2 separate regions of the Homo sapiens genome follow, and region 1 is linked to region 2. A link is an interaction called in ENCODE POLR2A ChIA-PET data of the cell type or tissue named here. Cell type or tissue: PC-9. All regions are shown on one strand.

Region 1 (4,000 bases), 67 kb after region 2:
ATCCTTTGATGTTTGCTGGTCTGACTGCTTTGCTATCATTTAGATCTCAGCTTAAATATCGCTTTGTCTTAGAAGGAAGACCAGTCAATTTCAGGTAGCTACACAGATACTTTATATCACACTATCCTAACATTTTGTACATAACAGTTATATTAAAGTTTATTTTTTGTTTACCTATTTATGTGATTATTAGTTCTCCCCCACTCCTTCACTAGAATGTAAGCCCCATGGGAACGTGGGCTTTTCTTTCTTGTTGATTGTTATTTCAGGTTTGCCTAGAATTTTATTTGGGATATGATAGTGTGCAACAAATATATTTTGTGTAACTGAATTATTGCTATTCTACCATACTGTAAACCTAATGGTGGTGGGATTGTCTTAGTCTCATTCACTGATACATCCTTAGGAACTGGCATATAGTAGATATTCAAAATTTGATGAAAAGCAATATTGTAGTTGAGGAAATTTAGATATTAAATTTCCCTAGACCACTTAGCAAGTAATCGCCGAGCCAAGACTTAAACCTAGGTCTATTAATTCTAAAATATTAATACCTAAACATACATATAAAGTGCTTGGCACATAGTAGTTGTACAAAGAGTAGAAGTGATTCTCTTCCCCTTCTTGTAATTCTCTTCCCCTTCTTTTAATACTAGTACATGTACATTGAGCAATAGTTGGGAATCTATGTTTTTCATACAACATTTCTTTAATAAATATTCTTAGATGTCAGCATAGTTCATGTACTAGTTCCCTAAGATATTTTGAAGAATTATGTTTGTTTCAGTGAGCTGAAGTTGTCACCTTTTGTATTTTATTTCAGGGCCTGGGATCAAGTGTTAAAACTCTCGGTATTTCGTTTATTTTGAGTCGGATGCAACAAAACTTAGCAAAATGTGAAATATAGATTACAATGCTCATTCTAAAGTATCTAGTTAATTTGGTAAACATGTATGGCACAAGTACTATTTTGTACAGCCTGTGCTCCATGGTAGGCAACGGAGTGGAATGGAGAGGAAGAAGAGCTGTTTCTACTCTCATAGCATCTGAAGTCGTAGTAGAGGAAACTAGACCTGAAGTACTTTGGCTTTCTGAATGTAATGATCTATCCGCTTCTACTTTTCTCCTTAAGATTTGTTGAAAGATCTGGAGGGCCTCTGGAACTGTATGCCCCAGATAAACTGCATGCCCCAGATAACTGCCCTCAGGTGAACTTGGAGTTGTAATTAATGGAAACATTGTCTTAAGGAATGATGCAGGATACTTTGCTGGTTGTCTCTGTTGAAGCATCTCTAACTATTGATTTAGTCTATTGAGCTATACAGTATGCCAGGCTTCATTTTCTTTGACTTTGTGATACAGCTTAAAAAAGAAAAGGTATTGAGATAAAAGTTGCTTTTATCTTTTATTTTTAGATCACCACGCTTATTAATCATAAAGATAATACCAAAAAGTCTGATAAAACTCTGCAAGCAATTCAGCGTGTAGGACAAGCTGTCAACTTGGCAGTTGGAAGATTTGTTAAAGTAGGAGAAGCTATAGCCAATGAAAACTGGGATTTGAAAGAAGAAATAAATATTGCTTGTATTGAAGCTAAACAAGCAGGTAGGTGGATATTGATTTTGAAGACTATTCATACCACTTTTATTGCTTTGGTTATGATGAAAAATTATTGATTTATTTGGAATAAAGATATACAGCTCTTTGATTATGTCTGCCTCAGACATTAAAGGCCTGGATTAGCTTCCGCGAATACTGCACTTGGCTTGGATCAAGTCCTAAATCTGAAACATAGGACTCCTTCACTGGTCAGAGTTAGTGATCGGCCATCCTCATCAGCCATTGAGATGTGAGAGAGATAGAGAAGTGGGAGCTGTGGCCTCTATTCTCTAAGAACATATTAGTCTACTTTCCATGACATAGGAAATGGAAATAAGCATTAGTATCCATTAGTATTCTACAGCAAACAAATCATAGTGACTTCAAACTTCATGATGGTTCACAGTTCTCTATAGATGGTAGCACAGAAGCCTTTGAGAACCTAGAGTGTTTTGAGGACTGCAGCTTTGTTGAAGTATCATTTATCCATTAATTTTTTCAATAAATATTCACTGAATGCTGGTGATATACCAGGCATTCTTTTAGGCCATAGGGAGATAGGCATGGACAAATCAGTCCAAAATCTGCCATCTTGGGCCTTGCATTCTGCTGAGGGAGACAGATCATAAATGAATATATATGTAATGTCAGGTGGTGATCGTTACCATGTAAAAAAAAAAAAAAGCAAGGTAAGAGTTAGGAGAACAATGAAGGTGCTGTTTTAGAGAGGGCAGGGTTTTTTAACTTTGGTGCTACTGACATCTTGGGTTGGATACTTCTCTGTTGTGGGAGGTTGACCTGTACATTGTAGGATGTTTATCAGCATCACTAGCTTCTACCTACTAGATGCTGGAAGGTCCCCTCTCCTTCCATGGGACAACCAGAAATAGCTCTAGACATTGCCAAATGTCCCGTGAGGGGTAAAAATGGCCCCCAGTTGAGAACTCCTGGGATAGGGAATTAGGAAGACCTGCTAAGGAAGGAACATTACAGCAGAGACTGCAATGGAATGAAGGCCTGAGCTATGTGGATACTTGGGGGAATTTTGGACTATGTTCTAAGTGGAATGAGGGATTAGTGGGAGATTTTGTGCTGGGCAGTGACATGTTCTCATTTGTATTTTTAAAAGGGTAACTGGTGGCTCCTGTATAGAAAATACATTTTAGGGGGTGTGAGGATGAATTCAGAGAAACCAGTTAGGAGGTTGTCACAGTGGTCCAGGTGATAGATGATGGTGACTTAGACTAGACCATAGCATTTGAGGTGGTGAAAGGTGGCTTTGTTTCAATATATTGCCAGGGTGGAGCTGATAGGATTGGCTGATGGTTTGGATGTGATAGAAGAGCCAGGGATAACTCCAAGATTTGGGATATGAACAGCTAGGCAAATGGTGGTGCCATCTACTGAGATGAGGAACTCTGAGGGAGGAGCAGGTCATCAGCAGGAGGAGAGTGATTGCGATAAAACCAAGTAAATGTAGAGGGGTGGACAAGATCATACACGGTCCTGTATGTTATGTGGATGATTTCAACTATTATTCCATACTAGGAGTCATTGAGAAATTTTGAGCCAGATGAAAGACATATTGTTTTGTGTTATTTTGTTTTGTTTTGTTTTTTCAAAACAAGAACATTTCACAGATCTTTTATGTTAGATAGAAGTCTTTCTGATGGTGTGGAGGAAGTGAACGAATGAGGACAGCCTGAGAGAAGGTTGAGACTGAAGGCAGGGAGATTAATAGGGAAGCTTTTGTGGTAAAACCAGCTAGGCCAAGTCAGTGTAATAGGGCTGTAAAGAGCAGGAAGAGTGCACAAAATACTCATTAAGGTGGTTGAATAGGTAAAAGTAGATTGTTAACTAAAGGAAAGGGAAGACCCTGGGTTGACTTTTGGATTTCTAGCCATTCACTGGGACAGAGAATAGGTTTTATGTGGGAAGCAGGGGGGGATATCCTTATTCTATTCATAATTTATATTTTTCCTACTTTAGAAAAGGATGTGAAAGCACTTACAATAAAAGACATGTTCAATAAACTTATTAAAATAGGATGTGAAAATAAATAAACCAGAAACTTTGGCAAACATTATTATTTTAATTAAGCATGAAATTTATCTTTGTACTTCCTGGAAGGCAAGACAAAATGTGGGAAACAAAGGGTTATATAATCTCATTGTTTGTTGAAAGGAAGCAAACCAGCTTGTAAGAGGAGAGACTTTTTTTCCTGACACTAAATTATTGTGTGGGTGCTTATGAAACAGACATTACATAATGGACAATTCAACAGAAAATGTAGAGATGGTCTTCATATTACTGTTTCATTTTGCAAGAAAGCTTTGTGGTTAAAAAAAAAAAGAAATAAAAAAATGACTGTTTCTTCTAACAACCGTTGATTAAAGCAGGA
Region 2 (4,000 bases):
ATGTTATACATACTGATTCTTGTCTTCGGCAGTTGTTAGTCGGGAGCTCATTTTCTGCTTTCTCCTGACTTGTCTCAAGCCTGTTGATTCCTGTGCCTCAGGACCCTCATTAGGAGATGGCACTGAAATGGTTCTCAGTTGCACTTATCCCTTCGCTTACTTGGGAGAAACCCAGTAGGCTAAACTAAGTTGTTTTTAATCAGGGTTGTTCTCTTGGTAGGTAGTAGGTGATAGAGATTAACCTTTACCCAGGAAGGTGAAGGCAGACCAGTCTAAACTGTAGGGCATTGGTTTCTGCTGAGGGATCCCTCTTGAGTGAGTAGGGGAGTTAGTGATAGGCTGAGGCAGTGAATCTCCAAGGAAGGAGCTCAGTTCAGGGGCTGTAGAGGTGTAAGGCCGGAGTACAGCCCAGCTAAGGCAGCTCCTGTGTTTCTGGCCCCATGTCTCTTGAGGGAGGCTGGGACTGAGCCAGTACCTCTACCTTGTCCCCAAAACAGCTCCTCTCATTTGTTGCTCTTAGGAAACCTGTGTGAGTACATTGGGAAAGTGTTTTCATAGTGGCCAATAAGACGTTTTCCCAGGCCCAATAGACATTTGTGAATCATTAAGGATCTGTCCAGATACCTCTATGAATCTTCACACTTTTTTTTTTTTTTTTTTGAGATGGAGTCTTGCCCTTGCCGCCCAGGCTGGAATGCAATGGCATGATCTCGGCTCACTGCAACCTCTGCCTCCTGGGTTCAAGCAATTGTCCTTCCTCAGCCTCCCAAGTAGCTGGGACTACAGGCGCACACCAACACACCTGGCTAATTTTTTCATTTTTAGTAGAGACGGGGTTTCACCATGTTGGCCAGGCTGGTCACAAACTACTGACCTCAGGTGATCCACCCGCCTCGGCCTCTCAAAGTGCTGGGATTACAGGCGTGAGCCACCATGCCCTGCCCATCTTCACACTTTTGAATAACACTACAGGAGAGTGTTATCATTATAATATATAATATCAATATAATACCAATATATCAATATAATATCAATTATAAGTTACCATATAATTGAAAATATTTAGCAGTCCCTTCAAGCCACTGATGAATGTATAAAAGAGTAATTTAAAAGCTACTTAATTTCTCCCGAATCACATTTCAGTTTAGTGACCCAGATTTCCTGTTTATATGCTTATACTGTAAATTATTATATTTGTGTCTCTAAACGTTTGAAATTTTGTCTTACTTGCTGAGAAATTTTTTTTTTTTTTTTTTTTTTTTTTGAGACAGTCTTGCTCTTTTGCCCAGGCTGGAGGGTAGTGGTATGATCTTGGCTCATTGCAACGTCTGCCTCCTGGGCTCAAGTGATTCCTGTGCCTCAGGCTCCTGAGTAGCTGGGACTACAGTTTTGTGCAACCATGCCCAGCTAATTTTTGTATTTTTTAGTAGAGACGGGGTTTTGCCTTGTTGGCCAGGCTGGTCTTGAACTCTTGGCCTCAAGTAATCTGCCTGCCTTGGCCTCCCAAAGTGCTGGGATTACAGGCATGAGCCAGCGTGCTGGCCTTGCTGAGAAATGTTTGAGTGGACTGAGGCATTTGCCAAGAAGTTTCACAGATACTTTATTTGGAGTGTGGGACAAACTGGTTAATACTTAAGATTCAACCCACTACTGGTTTAATAGTCTACTTTTTAATTTATTCAAAAGATCTCTTATTTTTTTCTGGTTAAAGACCACTTTCCTAGGCACCATGACTTTGTGGCTGTCAGTGGCAACTGACTTTCTCTTTATGACCATCTTTCTCATACACAGCACATAAAGTTGCTGTGAGTTGAGGATGTTGCACATTTGACTTTACCTAATTGACCCTTTTGTGTTAGGTTTGTAGGATGTGTCATTTTGGGGCCTCAGGAAAGTAAATGACTAGCTTCTGCTTGCCTTCACCTTTTGGCTTCACTCTGGAATAGTTGAAATGAGGACTGTTAAATTTGTGAATGTCAACATCTCCAGCGTATATTATTAAGAGGAACAATTTAGATAATACGTGAACATATTTTCTCTTGTGGAAAACATTAGGATTGTGTAAAGGATTCTTGATTAAGGTGTATGGTACAGCCTGCTTAGTCAACAGAAGAATGAGGAGGCCACCTCTCACTGCACAACAAGTAAAGCTGTGGGCTATAGTTCCTTGCATAGTTGGAACTTTGCTCAGGAATTCTATCTTTAAAAGATCTTCAGTAGATAACCAACTTGAGGATAATGATTCACCTTCTTCATTTCCTGCATTCTTTCTGATTTCTTCACTTCCTTAGATTAGTGATTCTCAAACTGTAGCATGCCATCAGTATCACCTGCAGGGTTTGTTAAGGTACAGATTGCTGGGCCCTAGTCGTGTTCCTTTTTCAGTAGATCTAGGTTTGGGCCCCCAATTTTTCATTTCTAACAGGTTTCCAAAAAGTTCTGATGCTGCTGGTTTGTGGACCACACTTTGAGAACCCTGTCCCAGATGTTGAATATCCCAGTCTCCCAGAACCATTTTCTTTGGTGCTGAATAAGGCAGGTGACTCAGGACATGTGAACAGAGAAACCAGGCAGAGTAGAATGAAAGGGAGGTTGTGGGGAAAGTGGGTCTAAAAGCTAAGGAAACATTGAGGCCTGGTGCCATGGCTCATGCCTGTAATCCCAGAACTTTGGGAGGCTGAGGCAGGTGGATCACTTGAGATCAGGAGTTTGAGACCAGTCTGACTAACATGGTGAAACCCTATCTCTACTAAAATACAAAATTAGCCAGGCGTGGTGACGTGCCTATGATCTCAGCTACTTGGGAGGCTGAGGCAGGAGAATCACTTGAACCCAGGAGGTGGAAGTCGCAGGGTTGCACCGAGCCGAGATCGTGCCATTGCACTCCAGCCTGGGCAAGAAGAGTGAAACTCCATCTCAAAAATAAAATAAAATAAATAAAAGCTAAGGAAAGATTGAAAGGACATCCTGAATGTTAGAGACTTAGGACAGTTAAGCCTGGAAGTCCTGCTCATGATGCTTTGGTATCTGTGTATTGGTGAATGATCAACAGTCTGTCTGTTATGGATTAAGCATATCAAGTTCAAAGCATTATTGGTACACTACACAGAAAGTGTACTTTTTTCATTTTTTTCTTTGTTTTACATTAGTTGGCTTCCTGAGGCTCAGGTAGTCCAAAGAGCCCTGAATTCTGCGGCTAACAACGTGTATCAGTATGGACGAGAATGGATAACTCACAAGGTAAGGGAAGAAACTTTCTTTGTGGCTTTCTCTTTTCAGGGTCTTTACTGGTGGTTGCTTGTTGCTTTGATAAAACATAAGTAGAAATGCTATTCACAGCAGTAAATAGGCTTAAATAAACAGGTAAGCAACATACAATGAAATCTTTTGAAAGATCACATTGAATAGGGGTAGTACCCTGAACAATCTGAGAGGTTGGTCATGTACTTTTTCAAGATAGATGTGATTCATTACTTGTGAGTTAGGACAGAATGATCACTTGGTTTGGGTAGTCAAATAAGGCTTTGTAGAGAAAAAGGTATTAATGCATATTAAATCTTATTGTCTGCTGATAACTGTCTTTGGCAGTTTCCAGTTATTTTCATTTAATATTTGTTTTTTTTTCTTTTACTGTTTCTAAGAAGCCTGCAGTATGAATTATTTTGCCTGCTTTGCAGATGAGGAAACAAGACTCAGCAAGGCTGAGTCAGTTCCCAGTGGTCGTGTAGTAAATTGCAGAGCTTGGTTTGAAACTGAAGCTTAACTTCAAATCCTTTGTTTCTACTGTAGCATGCTCGCAGTGTGTGCCCAGAACTGGATTAAGTGCTTTTGATGTGGCACTTGAGATAAACCTTGAAGGAATGGCAGATCAAGGAAGAGTGGATTTTAAGAAGGGTATTTGTGTGAGCCAAGATGCAGAGACAGGAGTGTGCTTGAAGAGATGATTGAGATGCTGAGACAGGAGTGTGCTTGAGGAAATGATCTTGACTGAAGTGGAGGG

Evidence for each region. ChIA-PET counts read pairs that join two places held together with the same protein. Peaks named below come from ENCODE experiments on the same cell type or tissue, not always from the same donor. Only the 100,000 strongest peaks of a DNase experiment are listed, where the experiment ranks them.
Region 1: POLR2A ChIA-PET joins it to region 2 with 5 read pairs; 2 of 35 experiments call an interaction of 5 or more read pairs at or near these places.

What each region holds. Positions count from the first base shown.
Region 1 is chr9:108,996,672-109,000,671 of GRCh38, reverse strand. It overlaps CTNNAL1 (catenin alpha like 1), which reads left to right. Exons shown (of 19, transcript NM_003798.4): 2 at 1,416-1,605. All of the region lies in intron 3 of LOC105376216 (a long non-coding RNA gene), which reads right to left. Among named protein-coding and RNA genes, the nearest start is that of CTNNAL1, 15 kb to the left of the region's middle. In PC-9, no CTCF peak of the experiment used is centred here; no DNase peak of the experiment used is centred here.
Region 2 is chr9:109,063,717-109,067,716 of GRCh38, reverse strand. It overlaps TMEM245 (transmembrane protein 245), which reads left to right. Exons shown (of 18, transcript NM_032012.4): 10 at 3,150-3,240. Among named protein-coding and RNA genes, the nearest start is that of MIR32, 19 kb to the right of the region's middle. In PC-9, no CTCF peak of the experiment used is centred here; a DNase peak (open chromatin) is centred at 2,196; H3K27ac peaks cover 4,000 bases.